Regions from separate parts of the Homo sapiens genome. Here region 1 is linked to region 2. Evidence: chromatin loops called from intact Hi-C (ENCODE). Cell type or tissue: gastrocnemius medialis. All regions are shown on one strand. Links, peaks and the distances in the headings refer to the core of each region. The heading gives the core; the rest is flanking DNA. Region 1 has its middle 41 kb from the start of MKLN1-AS. Region 2 has its middle 76 kb from the start of LINC-PINT.

Evidence for each region. A loop is a pair of places that touch in the nucleus more often than their neighbours do. Peaks named below come from ENCODE experiments on the same cell type or tissue, not always from the same donor. Only the 100,000 strongest peaks of a DNase experiment are listed, where the experiment ranks them.
Region 1: a loop joins it to region 2, with 8 times the contacts of the local background. A loop is called at or near these places in 4 of 110 quality-filtered maps.

The regions. Positions count from the first base shown.
Region 1 is chr7:131,278,729-131,293,959 of GRCh38, forward strand. It overlaps a transcript of MKLN1 not described here. Among named protein-coding and RNA genes, the nearest start is that of MKLN1-AS, 41 kb to the right of the region's middle. In gastrocnemius medialis, for the core only: no CTCF peak of the experiment used is centred there; DNase peaks (open chromatin) are centred at 6,143, 6,533 and 6,995; H3K27ac peaks cover 3,849 bases.
Region 2 is chr7:131,178,039-131,193,269 of GRCh38, forward strand. It overlaps a transcript of MKLN1 not described here. Among named protein-coding and RNA genes, the nearest start is that of LINC-PINT, 76 kb to the left of the region's middle. RefSeq lists enhancers at 10,065-10,565, 10,176-11,375, 10,370-10,579, 10,566-11,066, 10,680-10,749 and 2 more. In gastrocnemius medialis, for the core only: no CTCF peak of the experiment used is centred there; DNase peaks (open chromatin) are centred at 9,023, 9,653 and 10,583; H3K27ac peaks cover 5,000 bases.

The DNA.
Region 1 (15,231 bases), core at 3,585-8,584, 98 kb after region 2:
ACTACAGGCATGCACCAACCATGCCCAGCTAATTTTTAAAATTTAGTTTTTTGTAGAGACAGGGTCTTACTACGTTGCCCAGGCTGGTCTCGAACTCCTGGCCTCAAGAGATCCTCCCACCTCAGCCTCCCAAAGTGCTGAATTACAGGCCTGAGCCATTGTGCCTGGCCTATGAGGTATGTTTTTGCATGCACTGTTATTCAATTCTTAAACCAATCCTCTGGACTAAATGTAATTTTTATTATAATGCCACTTTGTAGCTAGGAAATGAAGATTGAGAGAGATTAAGTGAAACTTGGAGGTTAGCCACCTTTCATTCATCCAACATCCAACATATATTACTGAGTGTTTACTGTGTGCCAGACACTGTTTCAGACATGAGGCTAGAGCTGTGACTAAGACTATTCTCATGAAGCTTTTATTCTAGTGGGAGAGGCAGATAGGAAACTAGTAAATTAAGAAACAAGAGGATTTCAGTAATGATTAAAGCTATGAGAAAACTAAAATAGGGTAATTGACATGACTGACAGGAGTAGGGGGAGATTGTGCAACACTGGATAAGAGATTCAGAAGACCTAAATTATGTGAAGCCAGTAGTGCAACGTTTTGAGGTAATGATCTCATGACATGCATCTTTGCAAATGCAAAGATCCTGAGAGAGAATGAGCTTGGTATGATCAGCAACAGTAATTGAACTAGAATTCAAAACTGGGTCATATTTTTATTTCTTTTACAGCTTTAGTGAGATCTATTTCACATACCATAAAAAAAGTTGCCCATTTAAAGTGTAAAGTTTGGTCCAGGTGTGGTGGCTAACACTGGTAATCCCAACACTTTGGGAGGCTGAGTCAGGAGGATCACTTGAGGCCAGGACTTCAAGACCAGCCTGGGCAACAAAGAGAAACCCAATCTTTACAAAAAATAAAAAAGTTAGCTGTGTGGTGGTGCACACCTGTTGTCCCAGCTACTCGGGAGGTGGAGGTGGGAAGATCACCTGAGCCTGGCAAGGTGGAGACTGCAGTGAACCATGATTGCACCTCTGCATTCCAGCCTAGGTGACAGAGCAAGACCCTGTCTCAAAAATAATAATAACAAAAATAAAGTATATAGTTCAATGGTTTTTTTACTGTATTAATACTATTGTGCAACCATCACAACTATCTAATTTTACAGCCTTTTCAACATCCCCCAAAAGACCCCTATACCCATCAGCAGCCATTCCTTGTTCCCATTCCCCACCCTCAAGCCCACTCCAACCCCAGGCAACCACTAATCTACTTGCTGTCTCTATGGATTTGCCTATTCTGGACATTTGGTATAAATGGATTCATACAATATATAGTCTTTTGAGACAGGGTTCCTTCACTTGTTTTCCAGGTTCATCCATGTTGTAGCATCTATCATCAGTAATTATTACTTTTTTCTGGCTGAAAAGATTCCATTGTATGGCTATACCACATTTTGTTTACCCATTCCTCAGTTCATGGACATGGATTGTTTTCACGTTAGGCCACTATAAATAATGCTGCTATGAGCATTCACGTACAGGTTTCCATGTGGACATACGTTTTCATTTCTCTTGGTATATATATGGCTAGGAGTAGAATTCCTGAGTAATTTGGTAACCGTATGTTCAGCATTTTGAGGAACTGCCAAACTGTTTTCCAAAGTGGTGCCACCATTTCACATGCTCACAAGCAATAGATGAGGGTTCCAGTTTCTCCAGATCCTTACCAACACTTGTTCTTGTTATTATAGCCATCCTTGTGGTGTGAAGAGATGTCTCACTGTGATTTTGACTTGCATTTCCTGAATGACGAATAATGTTAAGTATCTTTTCATGTGCATAATGGCCATTGGTATATATTCTGTGGCAGAATGTTTATTTAAATTATTCATCCATGTTTTTTTTTTCTTTTAATTTTTTTTTTCTTTTTTGGGAAAGAGTCTCACCCTGTCACCCAGGCTGGAGTGCAGTGGCACAATCTTGGCTCACAGCAACCTCCACCTTCCGGGTTAATGCAATTCTTGTGCCTCAGCCTCCAGAGTAGCTGGGATTATGGGCTAACACCACCACACCCAGCTAATTTTTTGTATTTTTAGTAGAGACAGGGTTTCACTATGTTGACCAGGCTGTCTTTGTCCATGTTTTAATTGAGTCATTTGTCTTTTTATTCTTGAGTAGTAGTAGGGTTTTAAAAATATTCTGGATATGAGTCCCTTGTCAGATACATGATTTGCAAAGATTTTTTCCTGTCCTGTGGACTGTCTTTTCACTTTCTTGATGGTGTTACTTGAAGAACAAAAGATTTTACTTTTGAAGTTCAATTTATCTATTTTTTTCTTTTGTTACTTCTGCTTTGGCGACATCCAAGAAACTATTGCCAAATCCAAGGTCATGAACATTTACTCTTGTTTTCTGATAGGAGTTTTATAGTTTTAATTCATGCATTTAGGCCTATGATCCATTTTGAGTTATTCTTTTTTTTTTTTGTATAGTGTTGAGAGTTCAACTTCATTTTTTTACAGGTATCCAGTTGTCCCAGCAACATTTGTTGAAAAAACGGTTCTTTCCCTATCGAATTGTCTTGGCACTCTTCAGAAATTCAATTCAATACCAATGTGAGGGTTTATTTTTAGTCTCTCAAGTCTATTCCATTCATCTATATGTGTATCCTTATGCCTTATGTCGTGATTACTGTAGTTTTCTGGTAGGTTTTGAAATCAGGAACTATGCCTCTTCCAACTTTGTTCTTCCTCTTCAAGATTGTTTTGGCTATTTTGGGTTGTATTTCCATGTGAATAGCATGATCAGCTTGTCAATTTCTGTAAAATAAAAAAAAAGTTGGGATTTTGATGGAGATTGCATTGGATTTCATTTTTCAGGATTATTCATTGCTAGTGTATAGAAATACAATTGATTTTTGTTTATTGATCTTGTATCCTGCCATATTTCTTTTCTTTTTTTTTTTGTTTACAGTCTTGCTCTGTCACCCAGGGTGGAGCGCAGTGGCATGATCATAGCTCACTGCAACCTCCAACTTGTGAGCTCAGCAATCATCCCATCTCAGTCTTGTGAGTGGCTAGGACTACACATGCACACTCAGCTAATTTCTAAATTTTTTGCAAAGATGGGGGTCTCACTATGTTGCCCAGGCTGGCCTTGAACTCCTGGCCTCAAGCGTCCTCCCACCTCAGCCTCCCAGAGTGCTGGGATTACAGCCACCATGCCCAGCCACTGCCACATTTCTGAGCCTGTTTTATCTTATACTCTTATCATGGTGCTTTACTGCTTACTCTGTGGGAGGCATCATGTTAGACACTAGAAATAAAAAGATGGGCTGGGCATGGTGGCTCATGCCTGTAATCCCAGCACTTTGGGAGGCCAAGGCGGGTGGATTACCTGAGTTTGGGAGTTTGAGACCAGCCTGACCAACATGGAGAAACTTCATCTCTACTAAAAATACAAAATTAGCTGGGCATGGTGGCGCATGCCTGTAATCCCAGCTACTTGGGAGGCTGAGGCAGGAGAATCGCTTGAACCCGGGAGGCGGAGGTTGTGGTGAGCCGAGATAGTGCCATTGCACTCCAGCCTGGGCAACAAGAGTGAAACTCCGTCTCAAAAAAAAAAAAAAAAAAAAGAAAGATGAAGAAAACATGGTCTTTGTCCTGAAGAAGCTTATAGCCTAATTCAAAAAGTAAGACATAAACTTATTGATTAAACAGTAGCCCTTGACAGCAACATACAGGGAAGTACATAATTGCCAAATGAATGTTACCAGATGATTAGAGATCTAGCAAGTTCAGGGGATGAGGAGGGACGTGGAGGCTATAGAGGTCTAGGAGAAATAGAGGAGGAGGGATCTGAGCTGGGTTCGAAGGCTCACCTCCTTCCCTTCCTTCTTTCTCCCCTTCCTTCTTTAATTTTCTTATTTCCTTTTCTCCCTTTTCTCTTCCTACCCATCTTCTTTGAAAACATTAATAGAATATAACCATGGTTGGTTATCATTTCTCAAACCTGGCGATCATCAGAATCTCTTGGCAAGCCTTTTAAATATACAGATTCCAGAGTCTCATGTCAGACCTATTGTATCATATTCTCAGATGGTGGGGCATGGACAACTGCATTAAAAGTTTTATCTGATTTTCAGCCAGGTTTGGAAATTTCTGGATATGACTATAGTCATGATTTCCACACGTGGACCAATCCTCATCTTCATTCCACTGCAGCTCTGACTCTGTTTAGGATGCTCACAAGGCCAGCAGGTCACACGGGCACCTAGTAAGGGAGGGGAATTGGGCCTGTGCAACAGCTCCTCCGTTCATGAACAGCATCTCAATCTGCATACGTTACTGAGAGGGCTCTTCAGTGTCATTTATGTTTATGGGGATGGCTCATTATACAGATCAAACTTTTATTTTCTGTAACTGAGAATCTAAGAATCTCAAAAGATCCTTCCGCTGTCGATGGCCATGACCCTCAGAGTTACCTGTGGGATATGGACTCATTATCCAGATTTAATAAATAATAACGGCTTGCCATGATAAAACCTTCTAGTTACAAGAGAAGGCCCTTCCCTCCCTCCCTCCCTCCCTCCCTCCTTCCCTTCCCTTCCCCTCCTTCCTTCCTTCCTTCCTTCCTTCCTTCCTTCCTTCCTTCCTTCCTTCCTTCCTCTCTCTCTCTTTACTGCTTTCTTTCTTCTCTTTTTTTTTTTTTTTGAGACAGCATCTCACTCTGTTGCCCAAAACAGGCTGGAGTACACTGGTGCACTCACAGCTCACTGCAGCCTTGACCTCCTGGGCTCAGGTGATCCTCCCACCTCAGCCTCCCGAGTAGCTGGGACTACAGGCATGCACCACCACAGCTGGCTAATTTTTGTATTTTTTGTAGAAACAGGGTTTCATGATGTTGCTCAGGCTGGTCTAGAACTCCTGGGCTGAAGCTGTCTGCGCATCTTGGCCTCCCAAAAATGCTGGGATAACAGGCGTGTGCCATTGTGCCCGGCCGAGAAGGCCCTTTCATTTCAACTCTCTCCAGAGGTAACCAATCTGTTGAAGACTGTGAGTGTCCTTCCCACATGTTTTTATAGTTTTACTACACAATAGGCAAGTTTTGCATGTTTAAACCTGTATGTAAATAGTGTACATATTTTTTTCTGTAGCTTTTTTTCTCAACATTGTGATTTGGAGATTTATCTGTGGTACTTGTAGAGCTAATCCATTCTATATAACATAACATTATATTATATAATACTGCAATGTAGTGCTCCATTGTGTAAATGTTCTAGAATCTATTCTCCTGTGGGTGGATATTTGTTATGGCCAGTTTTTTGCTATTCCAAATCATGATGTAAATCATGCCCTGGTGTACGTCTCCTTGAACACATGTGTGAGAGTTCTAGGGAATATATCTAGAACAAAAATTGCTAGGGAATAGGATATGCGCACTTCCGACTTGACTAGATTGCCTTCCAGCTTACTGTCCACAGCAGCTGAACCAATTGTTATATATCTCATCAATGATATACAAGAATTTGTCTTGTCCCACATTCTAACCAACGCTGTCAAGTTTTTTAAAAATACACATATCTAAGCCCTATTTTCATAGATTCTGATAGGTTCACTCTGGAGTGTGGTTTGAAATAGGCTACAGGTGGTTCTAAAACACAAATAAAGTTAAGTCTGCTCCAAGTATGCATGTGTATATGATCTAATATATTGATATGTGGATTGTCACGCTGAGGTTACTCTGGTGCTCTGTTGGTAGCATCTATGTTGGCTGGATTTAGATGTTTGAGGAAAGGGTGGGGAAGTACCACTGTCCAACATACAGATACACTTTGAATAAAAAAGCGGTCTGTGATTTACCAGTGCACTGGGCTGTAGTTGATCTAAAGCCCTACCTTTGCCAGCTACGTGAATAGGGTGGGCCCTTTCTAAGTGCTGCCTTCCCTCTCACCAGGTGTGTGGCTGGGTATCAGCTGTCAGGGCTTGCATACGTGCGGTCGCTTAGGGCAAGGTGCCTGTCAGCTATGTCTGCCAGCCCGCTGGGTGGTGTCACTGTGTGGAGCATTTGTGGCTTTTTCAAAGCCCTGAGGAATCTGAGAAGCAAGTGAGGGGAATGATGCATGAAAACAAAAGGCAGTGGAAAGAGTGACCAGCCAGCAGGCTCCAGCAGGCTAGAACGCTCTGTCCTTGTTATTACTGCTTCAGGAAAATGCTGCCAGCTTCCTGGCAGGGCCTGGAAGGTAGAGGCTTCTTGAGAAAACAAGGATAAGTGATGCGTACTCTGAGGCTGAGATTCCGGTTCCCCAGCCTCCCCGCTTTTCCAGCAGAAGCTGCAGGGTGAGGATGGGGAACCGTTTGCTCCTTGGTGGGTTTGGCCAGTCTTTCATTCTCTCCTGGCTGCTGTCCTAAGAGTTTTTTCTCCTTTCTTCCACTCATAAGCAGCACGGCTCTGGTCTCAGAGGCCTAGCAGGGCTGGCCTGGGAGGGAAGCTGGGCGGTGCCCTAGGCAGAGTTGTTCCCTGAGGAGTGATGTGAAGGTCAGCCTAGGGGAGGAAAAAGGGCCTCAGCCATAATTCCCATTCAAGGAGTGTTTGCCAAAGATGAACCTCCTGGTGTGGGGCAATGAGACACGGGATGCGCTCATACCTTGTCCACTTTCCCCCTGGTACTGCATTCACAGGATAGCCTAACCCAATTTTCCGAAATGAGGTAGAAGCTCAGCAAAGGTAAGCGTTTCCATGTTAACTTATTATCAGATGGATGTGAGGACCTGTCGTAATTGGACTTGCCGAAAGTCAACTTCTATTTTCCCTCCTGACAATCACCTTTCTTTGGCATATAAAATACATGGATGCAAATTAGGGAAGAAGTCAGCATTCTTTTCTTCTCTTAAAAAGTAGCGATGAGGATAAAGAATAAAAATAGGCCTCTGTAGATACAATAGGGCTGAGCTGAGGGTGTGGTTTGCTTGGCAACAGCTCAGGCAAAGCTGTTTCTCTTGGTCCTGGAATGCCCTTGACTTCACCTCTGCCTGATGCAGTCTTAAGAGACCAGCTTGATTGTGAGTTTTTTTGGTGAAACTCCCATCAATAGTTAGTCATTCCCTTTTTTCTGGCCCCATAGCATTTTGCTCTTATAAAAACCATTCATCATATTGCGTGACAATTACTGACTTGGGATCATGCCTTATTCTCTGCGTGTGTTTCCTCAGCATCTATGGACTTTTTTTTTTTTTTTTGAGACACAGTTTCACTCTGTCGCCCAGGCTGGAGTGCAGTGGCGCCGTCTCACTGCAACCTTCGTCTCCCGGGTTCAAGCGATTCTCGTGCCTCCACCTCCCAAGGAGCTGGGATTACAGGCATGCGTTATCACGCCGGACTAATTTTGTATTTTTAGTAGAGACAGGGTTTCACCATGTTGGCCAGGCTGGTCTCGAACTCCTGATCTCAAGTGATCTGTCTGCCTTGGCCTCTCAAAGTGCTGGGATTACAGGTGTGAGCCACTGCGCCTGGCCAATGGACTATATTTTAACATAGTAGTTCTTTGATAAATGTTTATTGAATGAATCAAAGTTCCTAAGAAGATATCAGTCCTCAGCTCTTATATTTTCTTAATTATCCCCTGCCTTTTCCTTTGTGGGGTGATCTGCAAGCAGTTTCATCTGCACGTGGAATGGAGGACATGCTAAAAGTAAATGTAGCTTTGTTTTTTTTTCCTCCCCCAAGGAATTGCCTCAGTAGGAATGGGTGTTTCAGATATATCATTCTGTTACAGGTACAAAAAATTGTTTCCAGGAAGCACTGCCATCATTATCTCTGAGAGGCAAGTCAGTAGAAATTGTTATTTTCCATTTACAGATGGACAAATGGAAGGTTTCTTTCTCATTTACCAATTACAGAATGTCCACTCTGTTTAAAGTACTGTGCTAAGATTTTTATGGGCTACAAAGATGTACAAGACAAGGTTCTTGTTTCGAATAAGAATGTCATAATCTTATTTGGATAAAACAATATTTATATAACAAAAGAACTACAACTCAGGAGCATATAGTTTGAGGCATATGAGTGGTCCCAAAAGGAGCCCCAATGGGCCAGGCACGGTGGCTCACACCTGTAATCCCAGCACTTTGGAAGGCCAAGATGGGTGGATGGCTTGAGGCCAGGAGTTTGAGACCAGCCTGGGAAACATAACAAGGCCCCATATATACTTTTAAAAAAATTAGCTGGAAGTAGTGGTGCACACCTGTGGCCCAGCTTCTTGGGAGGCTGAGATGGGAGGATCGATTGAGCCCTAAAGATTGAGGCTGCAGTGAGCCACAATCGTGCCATTGCACTCCAATCTGGGTAACAGAGTGAAATGAAACCCTGTCTCAAAACAAAACAAAAAGTACCAAAGGGAATATAAAAGGCAGGCAAAAGAATGTCCAGCTAAAGTGATCAGGTATATCCTCCTGTCCCATCTGAGATGAACAGGTTTTGTGCTGGTTATTCTCCATCTGGCTCCTGTCCTGGTTTTCTGTGACTGCCGTAACAAATTACTACAAACTGGATAGGTTAAAACAACAGAATTTTATTTTCTCACAGTTCCGGAGGACAGAAGTCTGAAATCAAGTGTTGGCAAGGCCACACTCCTGAAAGCTCTGGGGGAGAATCTTCTCCTTGCTTCTTCCAGCGTCTGGGGGCCCCAGGCCTTCCTTGGCTTGTGGCCACTCCTCTGAGGTCACATTGCCTCCTCCTTTTATCTCTTAAAGTTTCTGCTTCTCTCTTATAAGGATACATGTGATTGCATTTAGGGCCTACCACAGTGATCTAGGATAAGGTCCTCCTCTCAGGATAAGGTCCTCCTGAACTTAATCACATATTTTGCCATGTAATGTAATATTCCCAGGTTCCAGAGATTCGGCTGTGGGCATGTTTTGTTGGCGGGGGAGGGGGAGGAGAATATCATTCAACCCATTATAGCCCTGATATGGTTAGGCTTTGTGTCCCCACCCAAATCTCATCTTGAATTTTAATCCCCATAATCCCCACATGTTTAGGGAAAGACCAGTGGGAGGTGATTGGATCATGGGGGAGGTTCCCCCCATGCTGTTCTCGTGATAGTGAGTGAGTTCTCATGAGATCTGATGGTTTTATAAGGGGCTCTTCCCCCTTTGCTTCTTACTTTTCTCTCTCCTGACGCCATGTGAAGAAGGTCCTTGTTTCCCCTTTGCCTTCTGCCATGATTGTAAGTTTCCTGAGGCCTCCCCAGCCATGTGGAACGGTGAGTCAATTAAACCTCTTTCCTTTATAAATTGCCCAGGTTCCAGTAGTATCTTTAAATTATAGCAGTGTGACAGTGGATTAATACAAGCCCCATGTCCTTCTCTGCCACACTCTGTTCCCGACAAGGATGTTACCCCACAGATTTCGTCCCCTGGGAGCCAGTGCCCTCTGGCTTACTGTTGGGTTTGTCCAATGGCAGGCATCAGCAAGTATCAGAGGGTAGGAGGCAAAAGAGGTTGAGATATTTCTTCTCCTTTCCTCCCTGCTTTAGCGCCATGGGTTTGGCATTAGGTATGCCCCTTCACAGTTCTAGCTCTTTCTGGACTCTGATAAACTGTTTCTCTTCAGGCCTGGACTTCTACTGCTACTCGACCTTGGGTGCCTCAGTATCCGCTTAAGTTCCCACCACCCTCCCTACATCCTTGTAAATATCAATTTCATCAAATGATTTTCAAAATCCCAGCGCAATGTGCCTTCAGTTTTGTGCCATGATCTTGAGTGATAGAGATTCCAAGAAGCAAAAATTTAATTTTCAGAACGGAGAGATATACTCAGGTTACCTCAGTCTAAGCTTAAGACTAATACAAGCCCCATGTCCTTCTCTGCCACACTCTGGCAACGAGGAGTGGGAAGGTGATTCAGCACACAGTGCCGCCCTAGCAACTGGGTTATCTTGTGGGCCCTTCAGTAGTCAGTATCTGTTGCTTTGCACTCTAATTATCTGCTAGTATTGTGACTCTCCACTGCCCTTGCTGTTCAGTACTTTCTATTCTTTTCTCATCTCACAGCTTCTATTGCTGCATGCTTTTTGCTGCCACATGACCTCAGCTTTCTTCCTTCTCTCTGTGTATCTTTTAGTTTCTGCCCATTTCTAACTGCTGACTCTCTCTTTGTATTTCATATTCAACTCAACAAAAGAATCTGCCTAGTTTGGCTGTTCACCATCAAGTGCAGGTGGTTAGGCAGAGCCTTCTTTTAAAAAAAAAAATTATTTTTTTAAAGTAGAAGTAAATGGGGGTCTCACTGTGTTGCCCAGGCTAGTCTTGAACTCCTGGGCTCAGGCAATCCTTCCACCTCAGCCTCCCAAAGTGCTGGTATTACAGGCATGTCCATCATGCCCGGCTATCAAAGCCTTCTTGACAAACCATCTCATGAGCATAGGTCTGATGCCCTAGATCAGGTGTCCCCACCCCTGGCCTAAATGGCTTTGTTTGGAATGGCAGAATAAATTGTTACGTAATTTGGTGTCCTGTCTATTAGAAACCTAGAAGGGGGTTTATGGGTGTGGCAGACATGATGACACTTGCAGGAAGTGGGGAAGGATGGTTATTAAAACCTACAAGTAGCCAGGTGTGGTGGCTCACGCCTGTGGTCCCAGCACTTTGGGAGACCAAGGCGGGAGGATCCCTTGAGGCCAGGAGTTTGAGACCAGCCTGGCCAACATAGCGAGACCTCATCTCTACAAAAAATGAAAAAACAACCCCAACCGCAAATCCTTACCAATGGACTTTAATAAGCTACAGGATCTAGTACCCACTTGTTTCTTATCTCTTACTACCAGGAAGCAGCACAGCATACTTTAGTGTTTAACAGCATGCATCACTAGAGACAGACCACCTGAGTTCCAATCCTAGCTCTATCACTTGATTGCTGTGTCATTTGGGGGCAGTTATTTAACTTTCCTGTACCTCAGTTTCCTCATCTGGAAAAGGTAAAATCAGTATCTACTTCATAGACTTGCTGGGAGAATTAGTTAATATCTTTCATGTGCTTCAAATAATGCTACTAGTAAGGGCTATTTAAGTGTTTGTTAGGTAAATAAAATATTTCCCCCCATTCACTACATTCCAGCCACATTGGCCTCATTGCTGCACCTCCAGCAGGCCAAGCACACTTCTGACCAAGGGCCTTTTTGTTTGTTGTTCTTCTAGGGGAACACATGACCAATTTCCTTACCTCTTTCTATTCTTTGCCCAAATATTGTCTTTTAAATGATGACAATGCTATTTAAAATTGCAATTCTTGGCCAGGTGCGGTGGGTTGCACCTGTAATTCCAGCACTTTGGGAGGCCAAGGCAGGTGGATTACTTGAGGTCAGGAGTTCAAGACCAGCCTGACCAACATGGTGAAACCTCATCTCTACTAAAAATACAAAATTAGCCAGATATGGTGGCAGGTGCCTGTAATCCCAGCTACTTGGGAGGCTGAGGCAGGAGACTCTCTTGAATCCGGGAGGTAGAGGTTGCAGTGAGCCGAGATCGCACCATTGCACTCCAAGCCTGGGCAACAAGAGTGAAATTCCGTCTCAAACAGTAAATAAATAAAAATGAAATTGCAATCCTCTGTACAACCCTGCTTTATTTTTCTCATTATCACTTACCTACTTCTAATACTCTATGTAAATTTGCAAATTTGTTTTTCACCTATCTCTCCCAACTAAAGGGTAAGCAAGGGCAGGGCTGTTGTTTCATTCTCTGATGTATCCCAGGTGCCTAGAACATTGCATGGAACATAATGGGCACTCATGCTCTTTGTGGAATGAATTAACAAGCTGTATTCAGGTAAACAAACTTGGAATCTATTTTGAAGATTGATTTCTAAATGAGCTTCCTATGGTGCATGTGCAATGCCAAAGATCTTCCCAAAAGTTGTTCTTTTAAGTTGAATAGAGATGATCTCCCTTCCACAATATCATTTATTTTAATAAACTGATTAGCCAACTGTCTTTTCTCCCCAAAGATATTTAAAGGTAAACTTTAGCTGAAACTTAGGTCAACTTCTCTTTAATTCCTAATGAACATACTTTGAATTAATGAGATAGACCAACTCCTAATTAATTGCTGGTAGACTCTGTAGCACTGCGATTTATCCAACATGAGCTAAAAGCTATAGCTTATCATCAGGATATGGAAAGACAAGAAGTAATAACACTGACTCTAGGTCAGATAAGTTGCTAGGCTTAAATCTGTGAGGCAAATATCATCATCACCATGGTACAGATAAACAAACCAAGGCCCCAAATCACATACCTAATAGGTAATAGAGCCAGGATGCAAACCATCAGTTTCCAAAATCCATGCTTTTCCTTTTATCTCATTTTATTTTATTTATTTATTTATTTATTTATTTATTTATTTATTTATTTATTTGAGACAGAGTCTCACTCTGTCACCCAGGCTGGAGTTCAGTGGCGTGATCTTGGCTCACTGCAACCTCCGCCTCCCAGGTTCAAGCAATTATCCTGCCTCAGCCTTCCAAGTAGCTGGGATTACAGGCATGTGTCACCACACCCGGCTAATTTTTGTATTTTTAGTAGAGATGGGGTTTCATCATGTTGGCCAGGCTGGTCTCGAACTCCTGACCTCAGGTGATCCACCCGCCTCAGCCTCCCAAAGTGCTGGGATTATGGGCATAGGCCACTGCACCCAGCCCATCCCATATGTTATTTTAAGCTTCAAATTTCTCATTTGTGATATGTAGTAAGAGTACTTATGTACAGAGTTGTGACAATTAAAAATAATATATATATAATGCAGAATACATATGTAATATATATAACACAGAATACAGCTTTCATTTATTATATATATATATATATATATAATACAGCTTTCTTTTATTTAACATATATAATGCAGAATGCAGTTTTCATTATGGCTGTACTTAGGAATGATGATGCGACTTTTCCCATGGGGAATAATCACAGCTGCTCCAGTTGGATGACAGCAATAAGTTCTACAGAGGTGAGTTAGTTGGAGTAGTCACATTAAAAAAAAAAAAGAAAAAAAAGACATTTAAATTTAAAAAAAAAAGTTTGAAAATAGGCCAGGCATGGCAGCTCACACCTGTAATAACGGCACTTTGGGAGGACAAGGCGGGAGGATATCTTGAGACCAGGAGTTCGAGACCAGTCTGGGCCACATAGTGAGACCCTGCCTCTACAAAAGAAATTTAAAAATTAGCCAGGTGTGGTGGCGTGCGCCTTAAGTCCTAGCTATTCAGGGGGCCGAGGTGGGAGGATGGCTTGAGCATAGGAGTTTGAGGCAGTAGTGAGCTATGACCATGACACTGCACTCCAGCCTGGACAACAGAGCCAGGCCCTGTCTCTAAAATAAGAATAATATAGAGTTGACCTTACGAACCCTCACTAGTCAAATTTGAGGCAAGTTGATCATGAAAATGTTGTTTGTATGGTTGTATAAAAATGATAGTTTTTTTTGCAAAGCAAAAGCCATGCTTTCAAAGTGATTTAAAAAGTTGGGGAAGGGAAGAAAGGAGGCGAGAATGCCAGCTAATAAATGTTGAGAAAATGATGATGCTTAAGAAAAACACTGTTGTGCAATCCCCAAGGGTCATCTGTAGATGATAAAGCCATTATGTGAAAGGTTAATGGATATTAGGGCTCGAATCATGTCCCCCCAAAAAGATATGTTGAAGTCCTAATCCCTAGCACCCCAGAATGTGCCCTTATTTGGAAACAGCATTGGGGCACAAATAATTAGTCAAGATACTGGAGTAGGGTGGGCTCCTAATCCAATCTGACTGCTGTCCTTATAAGAAGACCAGGGAGAACCTCATGTGAAGATCAAGGCTGGATTGAGGCGTTGTAGCTGCAAGCCAAGGAATGCCTAGGGCTACCAGAGGCTGGAATAGGCAAGGATTTTCCCCTGCAGGTTTCAGAGGGAGCATGGCCCTGCCAACACATTCTTTTCCTACTTCCAGCTTCCAGACAATACATTTCTGTTTTTTAAGCCACCCAATTTGTGAGTACTTTGTTACCATAGCTCCAGGAAACTAATGGGGAACAGGACTGACACAGTGCACCAAAGCATCATCCCACATATATAAAAGATAGAGCTCTCCAAACGAGGGATTTGTTAGTTACCACTTAATCAAGTTTCAAGCTTAACAGCACTAATAGTGGGACAACCCGACATTGTATATCTCCTGATATGATGCAGTAAGAGGTACACAATATCACTTTGATAGACTGATTGCAATAGGAGGTTGAGTTTATTTCGCTACCACTTACCTCTGGGCTGGCTTTGTCACTTGCTTTTGCCAACATAATGCAGTTGAAGTGACAGAGTGCCAGCTGTAAACCTAGGCCTCAACAGAGGCTTCTACACTCTTTCAGACCCTGCCTTTTCCATGAGAACATGCCAGGGCTAGCTTGCTAAGTGTGAGAGGCTAATGGAACTGAGCCCAGCCATCCCAGCTGAGATCATCCCAGACTGACCAGCTCCTAGTCAACTTACCAAATGACTTGGATGAATGAATCAGTCCAGCCAAAATCAGCTGAGCCCAGTCCAGAGCAGCAGAACTACCTAGCCAATGGTTCTTAATATTATGCCACTGAATTTTGGGATAGTTTGTTATGCAGTAATAGCTAATGGTTATAGTCATCTATGTTGTAATTTTTGCATTAGTTTAAATGCAAACTGATCATGAGGAAACAATCAGAAAAATGTATAGTGAGAGACATTCTGCAAAACAACTGGACTAGATGCTACAAAAGAGTAAGTGCCTGGCAGGGCACCGTGGCTCACACCTATGTCCAACACTTTGGAAGACTGAGGTGGAAGGATCACCTGAGGCCAGGAATTCCAGACCAGCCTGGGCAACATGGTGAGACCATCTCTACAAAAAATAAAAAATTAGCTGGGTGTAGTGGTGTGCACCTGTAGTACCAGCTACTCCAGAGGCTGAAGCAAGAGGATCACTTGAGACCAGGAGTTTGAGGCTGCAGTGAACTATGATCACGCCACTGCTCTCTAGCCTGGGCAATAGAGTGAGACCCTGTCTCTAAGTTCATTAATTAATAATAATAAAAGTCAGTGTCATGAAAAGCAAATAAAGTAGGGAAATGGTTCTTGATAGTCTAGAACAGGGTTTTTCAATTTAGGTATTAAATGACATTTGGGACTAGGTCATTCTTTGTTGTAGGGGGCTGTCCTGTG
Region 2 (15,231 bases), core at 6,747-11,746:
AGGAAAAAGAGTAAAAATGAGTAATCCAGGTGAGTTAGATTTCAGCAGGCCCCATCCACTAACTTCTGCTTACAACTTACTGTTTTTTGGTTTTTGAGACGGAGTTTCGCTTTTGTCACCCAGGCTGAAGTGCAATGGCGTTATCTCGGCTCATTGCAGCCTCTGCCTTCTGGGTTCAAGCGATTCTCCTGCCTCAGCCTCTTGAGTAGCTGCGATTACAGGCGCCTGCCACATGCCCGGCTTTTTTTTTTTTTTTTTTTTTTTTTTTTTGTATTTTTAGTAGAGACGGGGTTTTGCCACGTTGGCCAGGCTGGTCTTGAACTCCTGACCTCAGGTGATCCACCTGCCTCGGCCTCCCAAAGTGCTGGGATTACAGGCATGAGCCACCTACAACTTATTGTCTATCCCTAAGTACAAAAGGAGATGGAAAAATTAACTTAAAAAAAAATCTGGACACACTGCTGCTCCAAATTAAATTGAAGTTTTGTTAGCAAGGATGAAGAGGAATGGACATTGTGTAAGCATCTAGCAATCTTTGCCACAGTCTGTTCAATCGTTCCAGACTCTTGTTCCTATTTAATGCTTCTGGCCTTGAATTTGCTCATATTGGCACTCCTGCTTTTGTTTATTTTGTTTTGCTTTTTTCCTTTTTTGTTGTTATTTTTGGCAATCAGCTTTCTCAGGTTAAACACTCCTGCTTTTGGAGTTCCCTGACATATATCTGCCCAGTCATTTATTTGCAAACTTTCATAGTCACTTTCTTAGAGGTGAATTCCTTAGACATAGCTTAATTTTGTTTTGGCCCAATATAAAAGTTTGCCTTTTGACACAGAGATTCAACTCATCCACATTTTTAGTGGTAACTGATATTTTTTTATTCTTTCCATTTTATTTTTACTGTGTATTATACTTCATTATTGTTTCCTTTCCTCCCTTTCCTTAGACTTACTGGCTTGATCATTTTAAGAAGGTATTTTCTTCTGTTGTTAAGTAGGAAGTTTTCTTCTGAAGCACTTGCTTCTCTTATATAAATAAATACCTTTCTTGACTGAATAAGCATATTCCTGTATCTCAGAGATTCATTGTGAATATGTTGAAGAAGAAATACAATTTATTTCTTTACTAGTGAAATAATAAATAAGGTCATGGGCACCATGTAATAATTAAGGAAGATTATATTCCTCACTTCCTTCAACATCACACATAGACTGCAACAAATATCTCACTACTCCCTTAAGCAGGGCTGGAAATGAGCCCTGTCTTGATGGAGGTGCTGTGTGGTCAGCACTTCCTAGATTCCTTTAAGGGTCTACCTATTGAAGGAAGAAGGTCAGCTGTTATCCTAAAATTCTAAAGTCCACATGGAGAAGAATTATGATGAGTATTCATCCATACACTTCTCTAACTCTACTGAATGCAAAATAAGTTATCAAGAGTGACAAGGCAAATAATTATGACTAATACTGTAATACGCTTTGTGGCTTGCTATCTCCATTGCATTTGTTTTTTAAAAGAGACATTATTATTATTATTATTATTTTGTTGTTGTTGTTTTGAGATAGGGTCTTGCTCTGTCACCAGGCTGGAGTGCAGTGGTGCGATCTCGGCTCACTGCAACCTCCACCTCCTGGGTTCAAGCAATTCTCCTGCCTCAGCCTCCCGAGTAGCTGGGACTACAGGTGCATGCTGCCATGCCCAGCTAATTTTTTGTATTTTTAGTAGAGAAGGGGTTTCACCGTGTTAGCCAGGGTGGTCTTGATCTCCTGTCCTTGTGATCCGCCTGCCTCGGCCTCCCAAAATGCTGGCATTACAGGCATGAGCCACTGCACCTGGCCGATTCTGTTATTTCTAACATTTATTTTTTATTTTTTAGAGACAAGGTCTCGCTCTGTCATCCAGGCTGGAGTGCAGTGGCACAACCATAGCTCACAGCAGTTTGAACTCCTGGTCTCAAGTAATCCTCCTGCCTCAACCTCTTGAAGTGTTAGGATTACAGGCATGAGCCACCATGCCCAGCCAAAAGAATTTTTATAACCTTTTTTCCATGGAAGGCTTGAGTTCTACAAAGTTTGTCATAGCTCTGTGAAGAACTTACATATGAAATGTAGCTCTAGATTACTTGGTGAAATTATTAATCCTTTTCTGATACTCTTACATGTACATAAATATATTGCTTCTGAAAGAAACCTTTTTTCTTGTGTCTGGCTCCAAATTATACCTTCCCCTTCACGCTACAGCAGGACTCGTTCCCAAGAGCAATCACAGATCCTAAAATGAAGCAAATGGTGCAAATGTTACCATTTATGTAGAAATGTTGCTGTTTTTACCATGAGGAACAATATAAAAGAAGAAACCAATGTTTTATGAAAGCTGTTTAAGGCCGGGCGCAGTGGCTCACGCCTGTAATCCCAGCACTTTGGGAGGCCGAGGCGGGCGGATCACCTGAGGTCAGGAGTTCGAGACCAGCATGGCCAACATGGTGAAACTCTGTCTCTACTAAAAATACAAAAATTAGCCGGGTGTGGTGGCAGGTGCCTGTAATCCCAGCTACTCAGGAGACCGAGGCAGGAGAATCACTTGAACCTGAGAGGTGGAGGTTGCAGTGAGCCAAGATCCCACCACTGCACTCCAGCCTGGGCGACAGAGTGAGACTTGGTCTCAAAAAAAAAAAAAAAGAAAGAAAAAGAAAGCTGTATAACTTTTACTCAATGTCATTCTAATTTATTTCTTTCTTAAAATTATTATTTTAGATCCCTTTTGGGAATGGTTTGGTTACAAACTGGTAAACATTTTCATAAATCTTAGAATAATTCCATACAGAAAATTATTTGTACTCTACAAAAATATTTATTAAAATATACAATACATAAATGACTTTCTATGTACAAGAAACTCTCCATCTTGAAACATTTGTGTTATAATATCTGTCCCTCGTGCTCTCTCTCAATATCAAGAGTACAGCAACACCCTTACATGTCTGCCACTCACCATATATTTTGGGGGTAAATTGACAAATAATTAATTCTGCAGTTGGACGTTTTCCCCTTCCCATCACCATTATTTTCCTGCAACTTTTCAGGCAAAGGGAGCAGAGCATGGTGTCACAGGAAGATAATGATAATAATTAATGTTAAATCCACTACTTCCTCCTCCTCTTAGGTATTTTCCCTCCAGTATTGATTATGAAAGAGGCTTAGCCTCACATCAGCCCTAGAAGAAGTGGGAGAAATTTGAGAATAAGAAAGAAAAGCATCTGATGAAAATAAAATTATTATAGAAAACTATATATGCATAAACATGTTATCAGGTTTAAACATTAAAATGTATTGGTATTTAGTATGAGTTTAATGTTACTAGCTACTAACATCTATTAAAAATTAGGCTTCAGGCCAGGCGCAGTGACTCACACCTATAATCTCAGCATTTTGGGAGGCCAAGGCAGGAGGATCAAGTGAAGCCAGGTGTTCGAGACCAGCTTGGGCAACACAGGGAGACTTCATCCCTACCAAAAAGAAAAAAAATTAACTGGACTTGGTGGCGCACACATTTAGTCCCAATAACTCGAGAGGCTGAGGCAGGAGTTTGAGACCAGCCTGGCCAACATGGTGAAACCTCATCCCTATTTTTTTTTTTTTTTTTGAGATGGAGTCTCGTTCTGTCACCCAGGCTGGAGTCCAGTGGCACGATCTCAGCTCACTGCACCCTCCACCTCCTGGGTTCAAGCAATTATCCTGTCTCAGCCTCCTGAGTAGCTGGGACTATAGGCGCAAGCCACCACGCCCAGCTAATTTTTGTATTTTTAGTAGAGACGAGATTTCACCATATTGGTCAGGCTGGTCTCGGACTACTGACCTCAAGTGATCCACCTGCCTTGGCCTCCCAAAGTGCTAAGATTACAGGCGTGAGCCACCACACCCGGCCCCCATCCCTATTAAAAATACAAAAATTAACTGGGTGTGGTGGTGCGTGCCTGTAATTCCAGTTACCCGGGAAGCTGAAGAAGGAGAATTGCTGGAACCCGGGACGGGGAGGCTGCAGTGAGCCGAGATCGCACCACTGCACTCCAGCCTGGGTGACAGAGTGAAACTCCATCTCCAAAAAAAAACCCATCATAAATATGTTCATCAATAGAGTTAATAGAGTTCAAAACTGGTCTGGATTCAATATGTTGACAAAATGCTTCAAACCTGGATACCAGTCCTGCAGTTGACACTGTATGATTGAATTTGGGAAAAACAGGTTCCCATAGCTTTCAGGAATAGGGTTTGAAAATACTGGAATTGAAAAGCTTCAGTAAGAGAAGACAATGCTTACCACAGCCAAGCTGTCACTCTCTAATTATTTTTACTTTCACGTTATTTGGGCCCAAAGAACTAGATGAGGAATCAGGAGTTTACATAAACAAATCCCTGGAATATACAATTTAGCTTATCCTTTAGCATCTCTATTTTTCCTCCAGTTGAGTGAGAAGAAACCCTAAGACCAAACCTTATATCTTCCAGAAGCATTTTAAGGAATAACCATGTTTGAAAGATTTCTCTAATGAGTCATATAGAATTCTGTTACTATAGAGAGATTGTCTTCTTTGCTAAGAACAAATAGAGAATAAAGACTTACAAATAAATGAGTTGTTTTAAGAGTCTGTTTTATAGTGTCACCTTTTTGTGAAATTCCCCATTATACTGCCACATTTTAATGTTCTTTTTCTCTGGCCTGGGCTTAGAGCAATGATCTGCCACTCTCATGTATGAACTATGCACTAGAGTACAGAAATATACATAATCTTTGCCTAGGGTATAATTTTAGTGGGCTGACGCAGCAGCACAAGAAAGGCTCTGAAATGCCAGTGGGTTACACATGCATTGATCTTGACAAATTCTATGTGATCAACGTGACCATGGCATACCTTGTGACTTTTTTGGTTGGTTTGCTTAAATGTCAATCAAATTTTAAGATAATTATGAGATGAAATGCACTAGGGGACCTACCACACAGCATCAGGTGGATGTGGAGTGGTTTTGCTACTCATATAAAGTGAAATCCTGCAAAATAACACCCTCAAAGGAGCTGAATGTAAAGGAGAAAGGGGAAGACAATATCTTATCATTAAAAATCAATCAGATATTTACTAAGTGCCTCTTCTGATGACTTCTTACATTTCAGTGGCTAGCAGATCTTGGTTCACAAAATACTTTCACAGACATTATCTTATTTGATCCTCCCAACAACCGGTAAGGTAAGAGAGGTAATCTGAAAATGAGGAAATGGCAACTCTGAGACTTAAGTGCTTTCTGAGGACCTATACTCAGCTTGACGGGGGTGGGGAGCATTGGAACTGCCCAGGTCTCCAAATACTCTGTCCTGTAATCATTCCCTCTTGATCACCCACTATTGTACTCCTTCATTCTCTGTCTGGTCCTGTGGAGGAGTCCAAAGAAATTGGAAGGCGTAAATCTTGCCCTCAGGGAGATTCTGCTCTAGATGAGAGAATGCAAGTTTTCGTAATAAAAACAACAGAGAATTATTAAGTGTTAAACCGTATGAAACAGGCTACAAATATAGTAACAGATTATTTTCACTGGAAAATAAGATGCTATAAATTGTACCCAATGGCCTGAAAAATGTATGTGCAGGTGCCTGAGAATAGTGGTCAACTCAATGTTTCTGAAGTTTTCCAGCCAGGCAATCAATGTTTTCCTAGAGAAGTCTCATGGTTAATTCTTGACTAGGAGAAAAGCCAACAAGCACTATCTTGCCCAGCTCTTTGGTGACACATGGTTGCTTCTAAGAGCCAATTCTTGAATCTTTGAATTCTTTTTAGCCTCTGTTGTGCCTCAGACTGAGAACAGGAAGCTTGTGGGAACCAGTCCTGGCCCTGGTACCTTGTTGCATCCTCTAAACGATCAGTGGAGGCCACCGAGGAAATTGCCTGTTCACCTCCTCCTAGTTATCTAGTTTGCAAACGGAGTAAAGAAGAAGAGTTACTTTTTTTTTTTAAGCTGCCTTGAGGTGGGAGAATGGACACATTTGTTCTCTACTCAGAGAGACCATAGACTTCAAGGGTCTGCAGGGACTCTGTGATCACTTTTCTTTCTTTTTTTAGTTTTTTTAGAGACAGGGTCTCACTATGTGACTATTCACAGGCATGATCACAGGCATGACTACAGTGTCAAACTCCTGGGCTCAAGCAATCCTCCCAACTCCGCCTCCCTAGTAGCTGTGACTATAGGTGTGCACCACTGTGCCTGGCTTTATTTTCTAATGTCTTAATGCTCAAACCTAAAATTCTCCAAATCCATATTTGTTTCAGATGCAAAATTCTATTCCAAATATCTGTTCTTTGTTTTTTTCAGCAGAGCAAGCCTGTCCTTAGAAACAGCTGCAGGCCAGTCACTGTCTCTCCCTGTCTTTATCTTCCCTGCTGAGTGGCATGTTGCTTGCAAGGCCCCATGGGGACTTCCAAAGCCTTCCATAAATGACTGGCAGTAATACTTTTTTTTTTTGAGATGGAGTTTCGTTCTTGTTGCCCAGGCTGGAGTGCAATGGCGTGGTCTCGGTTTACTGCAACCTCCGCCTCCCGGGTTCAAGCAATTCACCTGACTCAGCCTCCCAAGTAGCTGGGATTACAGGTGCCCGCCACTACATCCAGCTAATCTTTTTGTAATTTTAGTAGAGACAGGGTTTCACCACATTGGCCAGGCTAGTCTCGAACTCCTGACCTCAGGTGATCTGCCCGCCTTGGCCTCCAAAGTGCTGGGATCACAGGCATGAGCCACCATGCCCGGCCAGCAATACTTTTTTAAAGATGCACACACCCAGCCAGGTTCACCAGTATTATGGATGTTTCTGTGTAGTCTTCTCCAAAATGCTAATTTGCTGAAGTGTCCATGGGAATAGGCCAACACGGATGGATCTACTGTATAACTTGCCTGCCATCAGGAAAGAGTCAACACGGCAGACACATGCTGGCAGAAACCCTGCTGGAGTTGCCCCTGAGCATTGATGCATACCACCCGAGAGGAGGAGAGGGTGGTGGGAGAAATCAGATCAGAGTTCAGAATGCACCGTAATGCTCTGTAAATGTAAGACTGCACCTTGCAGGAACTGTCAATGCCACTACCAATATCACTCACTTACATCAAGCACTTGAGAGCAGCTGCGAACACAATTCTCTGACTCCTAACCTTAAGCACGTGACTGGTACCACTGGACAACCTATGTTCTCAAAGATGCATCTTTTAAACTACTTTCCCTAGGGGCCCGGCACGGTGGCTCACACCTGTAATCCCAGCACTTTAGGAGGCCAAGGTGGGCAGATCACCTGAGGTCAGAAGTTCGAGACCAGCCTGACCAACATGGTGAAACCTCGTCTCTACTAAAAATACAAAAAAAAAAAAAATTAGCCAGACACGGTGGCACATGCCTGTAATCCCAGCTACTCGGGAGGCTGAGGCTGGAGAATCGCTTGAACCTGGGAAGCAGTGAGCCGAGATCGCACCACTGCACTCCAGCCTGGGCGACAGAGCAAGATTCCATCTCAAAAAAAAATAAAAAATAAAAAAATTACTTTCCCAGGAGTAGAAATGGATTTATGCTGAGTCACTCAAGCTTTCATTTCATCCAGGGGTTGTGAACATAGATTCTGGAACCAGCTCTGTCACATACTAGCCGTATGACCTTGGGAAAATTACCTAAAAATTCTCCATGCCTTCAATTCCCGTGTGTGAAATGGTGATAATTATACCAGCTACCCCATAAAGTTGTTTTGAGGCTTAGAGATGTAAAGAGCTTAGAACATGGCCTAGCACGTATTTTGTACCATGTAAGTGGTATTTTCATTTGTTCTTCTAATATTAATTTAAAACATCTGTGGGCCGGGGGTGGTGGTGCAGGCCTGTAATCCCAGCACTTTGGGAGGCTGAGGTGGGCAGATCATGAGGTCAAGAGATTGAGACCATCCTGGCCAACATGGTGAAACCCCGTCTTCACTAAAAAAAACAAAAATTAGCTGGGCATAGTGGCACGCGCCTGTAATCCCAGCTATCAGGAGACTGAGACAGGAGAATTCCTTGCACCCGGAAGGTGGAGGTTGCAATGAGCCGAAATCATGTCATTGCACTCCAGCCTGGGTGACAGAATAAGACTCCGTCTCAAAAACAAACAAACAAACAGCCTCTGTTCTGACCAGGTATGGGTGGCTCACGCCAGTAATCCCAGCACTTTGGGAGGCCGAAGTGGGAAGATTGCTTGAGGCCAGGAGTTCAAGACCAGCCTGGGCAACATAGCAAGATACTGTCTCTATACAAAATAATTTTAAAAATGAGCTGGGCATGGTAGCACACGCCTGTAGCCCCAGCTGCTCAGGAGGCCAACGTGGGAGGATTGCTTGAGACCAGGAGATCACGGCTGCAGAGAACCATGATCGTGCCACTGCCCTCTGGGCTGGGAGATAGTTAGATCCTGTGTCAAAAAAAAAAATTAAAACAAAACCTCTGCTCTGGACGCTGCTAGGTGTTGAGAGGTAAAAACAAATAACATGCAGTAGGTTCCCTCAGTGGGCTTACGGTCTGTTTTATTACTTTACTGTCACTGTTTTATTTACTTTGCCTAGCACGCCAGTTGCAAAGTACTCAATAAATGTTTCTGAACGTATGATTGTCTTGTGGAAACAGGCAAGCATACCAATAACTTCAATGAAATGACAGGATGTAACTGTGCCTGGCCCATAGTAAGTGTCTGGTACCATATAAGCATTAGCTATCTTAATTATGAGTTTAGTAGAATAAATGCTGAGATTGAGTGTGCGGGCTGAAGGTTGAGGGTGAGGAGGTAGAAGTGCACTCAGGGAAGTCTTCCAAGAGGCAGTATCATTGAGCTTAGTTTTGATCAGCGTGTAGGCGTTAGCCAGTAAGAGAAGAGGGCTAAGTGTGTTCCAGGCAGAAGGAACATTGTGTGCAGAGTTAGAGAGGCGTGAAATAGCACAATACATTCAGGGAACTCCGAGTAGGCAAGAAGGACTGGAGCGCCATCCTTATTGTGACATCCAGCATGCATTTGTTAAATGAGTGTTTGAGATTAGAAGCTGTGGGATGAAACAAAACAAATGAGACATTGCTTGTGTTATTCTGGCCTTCAGCATTGAACTAAATAAGCAGTCATGGACGAAGTGGCCAGAGGATTTGTTCAGTGTCATACTTGCTCTGGTACAAATGCTATATACTTTCCTACCGCACAGTCAGCCTCTTCTTGTCCTCTGCTAGAGGAAGTAAATTCACTTCATTTGTCTTTTTTTTTTTTTCCAAAACAACTGAGATAAATTACAATAAAGTTGAGGAGACTGTAGTGTAGGTGAAGATGTTTTTGCATAGTAACGTATTGCTCTAGAGCAGAGGTCAGCAAACTATGGCCTGAGGGCCAAATCTGATCCACCGCCTGTTTCTGTAATTAAGTTTTACTGGAATACAGCCATGCTCATTTGTATACAGGTTGTCTATGGCTGCTTTAGTGCTATAACAGCAGAGTTAGGTAGTTATGACAGAGACTATACAGCCTGCAAAGCTTAAAATATTTACTGGCTGGCCCTTTACAGAAAGTGTTTGCCAATCCTAGGCCAGGTGCGGTGACTCATGCCTGTAACCTCAGCACTTTGGGACGCTGAGATGGAAGGATCACTTGAGTCCAGGATTTCGAGACCAGAGTCCAGGAGTTTGAGGCCACTCTGACTGACATGGCGAAACCCCGTCTCTACTAAAGGTACACACAAAAAAACTAGCCAGGCATGGTGGCGCATGCCTGTAGTCCCAGCTACTTGGGAGGCTGAGGCAGGAAAATTGCTTGAACCCAGGAGGTGGAGGTTGCAGTGAGCTGAGATTGTGCCACTGTACCCCAGCCTGGGTGACAGAGTGAGACTCTGTCTCAAAAAAAAGAAAAAGAAAGTGAGTGTTTGCCAGTCCTCACTCTAGATTCTTCTCTTCTAATCTGATAAATAACAACCACCTAAATATTTAAAACAAGGTATTGGGTTGGTTCAGAGTCAATGTGGTAAACAATAGGTTATCGAATTTTAAAAATTCACCATTAAGGAGAGAGAAGATTGCACATACGTTACCCATAAAGTGTGTGATAAACATGAATAAATAAATAAACATAGTTTCTACGATTGGCTTTTGAATTTGGCTCTGAGCTTCCTAGCCATGGGGGGCGTTGGGGGGAAGAAGATAATTGATCACCTGTATTAGTTACCTGTTACTTCATAACAAACCATCTTAAAATTGCATGGCATATAACAGCTACCATTTACTATTTCTCGAGTCTGTGAATTGGCTGAGAGGTTCTGCTGATCTGGGCTGGGCCCAGCTGACCACAGTGGGCTTGCTCACACATTTGTGATCAGCTGGTATGTTCGCTTGGAGCTGGCTGGTCTAAAATGGCTTCAGCTGGAGTGGCTCATCTTGACTCCACAGGATGTCTCATCCTCCAGCCGGCTAGCCTGGACTTGTTCGCATAGCCCTGGCAGGTTTCAGAGGAGAGCCGAAGCACACACTTGAGGCTTAGGCTTGGAACTGGAACACCATTATTTCAATTACATTCTAGTGGCCAAAGCCAGCCAAAAGGCAGGCCCAGACTCAAGGAATGTAGAAACAGACTCCAGCTCTTGATGGGAGGAGCTGCAAAGTCACATTGCAAGGGGCAGGGAAACAGGAGGGACAGAATTGAGGCCATGTTTGAAATCACAAACAATCAATCATCATCTAAAACAGCGTGTATTCCAACCACAAAATTTTAAAAGTCATCTCTGTGGTCTAAAGCGGAAAGAACGAGTCATCATACATCAGTCTATTCAGCCCCACCCACAGATATGAATCATCAGTGTCTTCAGCTAAGAGGACCACTATCTTCTAGCTAATGACAAATACAGAGGAGGGGTGGAAAGAAGTCTGTTGGAAATGTGTACATATCACATGAGACCCAGACCCATATTCAAATACCACTTGATGAATTTCACCAGGGAATCAGACTCAGTTTTAATGGGTTAAAGGGATACGGAAAATCATTGTCACAGATGTAAGCAATAACTCAACTAAACATCAGCTTTTGAGGCTCAACCCTAAACAGACCTACAATATTCTGGCTGATTCCCATTTGCCTCCACTTTTATCATTGGGTGGTGGTAAAATTGGTCACTGTATTCAAAGATCATATCACTACCTATGGATATGGATGTGATTGAAATGACAGACAGGGGAGAATTTTTTTTAACTTACTAGCCATGTAATGATTTTTTAAAATTTATTGCTAGAAAATCTTCACTATTACCAAACTTGCCTCAATAAATGATGTTACGTATAAATAGCAACAGCGATGTCAGAAGACCTCCTTAGCATTTCTTTTCCTGGTATGATATGGCTGTCTGTAAGAAGAGAGTAAACATAGATAGCTCTTGCTTCTTACGGTATTTCAGAATCCCCCTAGAAGTTTTTTATATTAAAAAACAAACAAAAAAAAAAACACAAAACTCCCAAACCACCCAGACAAACCCACCCAGCCTAGGTATGAGAATGTTCTTTCAGGCCTAGAGCCAGTCAGGGTCCTTAGCTTTGTTTGCAAGATGCCAGTGCCTTTATACTCAGACTTCGTGGAGCTGCCACCATACTTCTGTAGTAATAGCAGTAGTGAGTGGGGAGGTACATGACAGAATTTAGAGAACTATTAGACGCCCGTTGACTCAGACATCAGGACCACCTGTGAATGGAAATATCTTTCAACTTAGATATAATAAAAAGGAACGGAGCTGTTGATGTTATTGAGGAGGTGGAAACAAAACCTTCAGGATGCTTGAAGATAACTGGTTTATAGGAGGGCTGGGGGCAATAGGGCTGTCTTAGGAAGAACAAATGATGCTTCCAAAATTTGAGTGCAGAAAATCAGAAGTTAACCTTGGGTGGGTCACAAGGTTAAATGTAATGAAGGCTAAGTGTGACAAGGTTAAATGACATAACATATATAAAATACCTGGTGGGTTACTTAGAAGAGTACACCTCAAAAATGTTGGTTCCCTCCATCTCTCTGGATCCCCCACCCCCTTAAGGATTTCTTAAAAAACGAAAAACCTGCCAGCCAGCTGCCACTGGAAAGATGTCAAGTAGGATAAGCTGCTGATAGGTGGTAACAACAAAATCCACATCCAGGTGGATGGAGCAGGGGGATGTCACCTCTCCTGCCCCTCCCCTAATTACAAGTTGGAGGCAGCATAAAGACATTCCTTCCTTCCTGCAGAGGAAGTATGTGTTTTCTCTCAGACCTACCTTGGCATTCCTTGATGTCTTAGAGAAGCAGATGACCCCGGCTGAGCAAGACAGTCAGCAGAACAGCAGCCCTCGATGCTGCAATTGGAAATTTCCATTCTTTGCTTGCAGCTCTGAAAAAAAAAAAAAAATCTAAAGAGCCCAGTAGCTGGGAAATTTCCATGATGGAAAATTTTAACATATTCTTTAGCTCTAAACTATGCAGGTTTATAGAGACTATTTTTTTTTCTTTTGGTAATTTTCTTCTTTAACAATAATTTATGATCATTGTAACACTACAGCTGTGGGAATAAGGAGAACAAAATGAGTTGGAGGGGAATGGGTATGGTTCAGGCTAGTGGGAGGCTGTGCTATCTACTTGTGTGACCACCCAAATAATAGAAATGCAGATTGCTATAAGACCCACTGGTTGGGAATTCATCCAAAATAGAGATAGCTTGCCCTGGAGCGCTGCAGAGAAATCTGTGTAGAGACTGGTAGTGGAAAATGGATGGATAACAACTTCAGACCAGGACATGGGGAGTTCTGTTGCTGGAAAAAGCAACTCAGGCAGGTCTGTTAGACCACTGCTATTTAATCCTAAAACTGCATACAAATCACCTGGGAACCTTGTTGAGCTACAGATTCTGATTCAATAGCCCTGGAGTGAGGACCGAGACTCTCTGCTCCCAGGTGACGCTGATGCTGCCCTTCTGAGGACCACGCTGTGACTAGCTAGGCCATAGATAGCAGGTCTTCATCAGTATAAGGTCAGCTCGCCTTGGGTAGCAAAACACTGCCTAAGGGCAGCTGGAGGTGAGCCCCCGTGGGGTTGTTTGCTCAGATTACAAAGCTAAGGTCTAAAAGTAGAACTGGATGTTTTCTGGAGAGATGCTCCACGCAAGTCTGGATAAAGTGGATCTCTTGAGATGTGGGAATGCAAGCAGTTGCCAGAAGGCTGCTTACTCCAGCAGATTCAAGTTGGGGGCTTCTAGAAATCAATGCCTTTCCAGAGAAACTCTTGCATCAAGCCGGCGAAGATTCCTAAGTTGGTCCTGATTTCTGAGTGATTCTCCAGTGTTGTGGTGTGTGAGTGAAACACCAATGAACCAGCTCCAAATATTGAGGGAAGACTGTTGGTCAGGATGATGTGAAGGAGAGAAGGAGTACAGAGAATAAATTACTTCCACCCTAGCTAGAATAGCTGCCTCATTTTTATTGAGATAAAATAAAAAGGAAATTGAAGAATTTTCCATTTACTTAACAGTTATCTTGCCTTCGTGTTACCAATTTTACAAGGAGAGAGAAAGATAAAAATCTGTGGCATCTTCATTTCAGGGTGTTACCTCCAATTGGTCTGTAATGTATCTGCTGTATATATTTCCTTTTTTTTCCTTTTTTTTTTTTTTGAGACAGAGTCTCGCTGTATCTCCCAGGCTGGAGTGCAGTGGTGCAATCTCGGCTCACTGCAACCTCCGCCTCCCAGCTTCAAGCAATTCTCATGCCTCAGCCTCTCAAGTAGCTGGGACTACAGGCAGCTGCCACCATGCCTGACTATTTTTTTTTTTTTGTATTGTAGTAGAGATGGGTTTTCACCATGTTGCCCAGGGTGGTCTTGAACTCCTAAGCTCAGGCAATCTGCCTGCCTCGGCCTCTCAAAGTGCTAGGATTATAGGTATGAGCCACCGCGCCCAGCCTGCTGTGTGTGTATGTGTGTGTGTATATGTATACATGTATATATATATTATATATATACATATATATTATATATATATGTATATATATATTATATATATACGTATATATATAAAAATATATATACGTATATATACATATATACTTATGTATAATATATAAAAATATATAAAATATAATATATACAATATATAAATATATAAAATATATACAATATATAAATATATAAAATATAATATATACAATATATAAATATATAAAATATATAATATATACAATATATAAATATATAAAATATAATATATACAATATATAAATATATAAAATATAATATATACAATATATAAATATATAAAATATAATATATACAATATATAAATATATAAAATATATAATATATACAATATATAAATATATAAAATATATACAATATATAAATATATAAAATATATAAATATACAATATATAAATATATATAATATATACACATATAAATATAAATATTTACATATATATAAATATATATATTATATATATTTTTTGAGATGGAGTCTCACCCTGTCGCCCAGGCTGGAGTGCAATGGCACGATCTTAGCTCACTGCAACCTCCACCTCCAGGTTTCAAACAATTCTCCTGCCTCAGCCTCCTGAGTAGCTGGGACTACAGGCACCCACCACCACGCCCTGCTAATTTTTGTATTTTTAGTACAGATGGGGTTTCACCGGGTTGGCCAGGCTGGTCTCGAACTCCTGACCTCGTGATCCACCTGCCTCAGCCTCCCAAAGTGCTGAGATTACAGGCATGAGCCACTGTGCCCGGCCTGCTGTGTATATTTTTAAAGCAACATTTGTCCTATGTTTTTTGTCTTCCATTCACTTGAGTTTTGGATGGGTGGTTACTACTACCCAAAGTACACACAGGAGCATATGAAGAAAAGGAGAGGGATATTATGAAAATGTGATGTTGAAATCAGTGTAACAAGCATAGAATTAATTTGAGTATATAATAAAAAGTATTAAAATATATATTGGAAGTAAATGAGTATTCTAATATGCTAACTTCCATATAACAGTTACAAAATTTAAATGGCTTACAGAATTGTTTAGGGATTTGGACCTCCAGAAATTGGTTAATATTTTCCCTTGCAAAAATCTTCACTGTGGAGTCAAGGTATGATTCAGCAATGAAACAGTCTTTCTGATTACTTATGTAAGGCGATCAGTTTGCTTGTTTTTTTCCTTACTATATGTC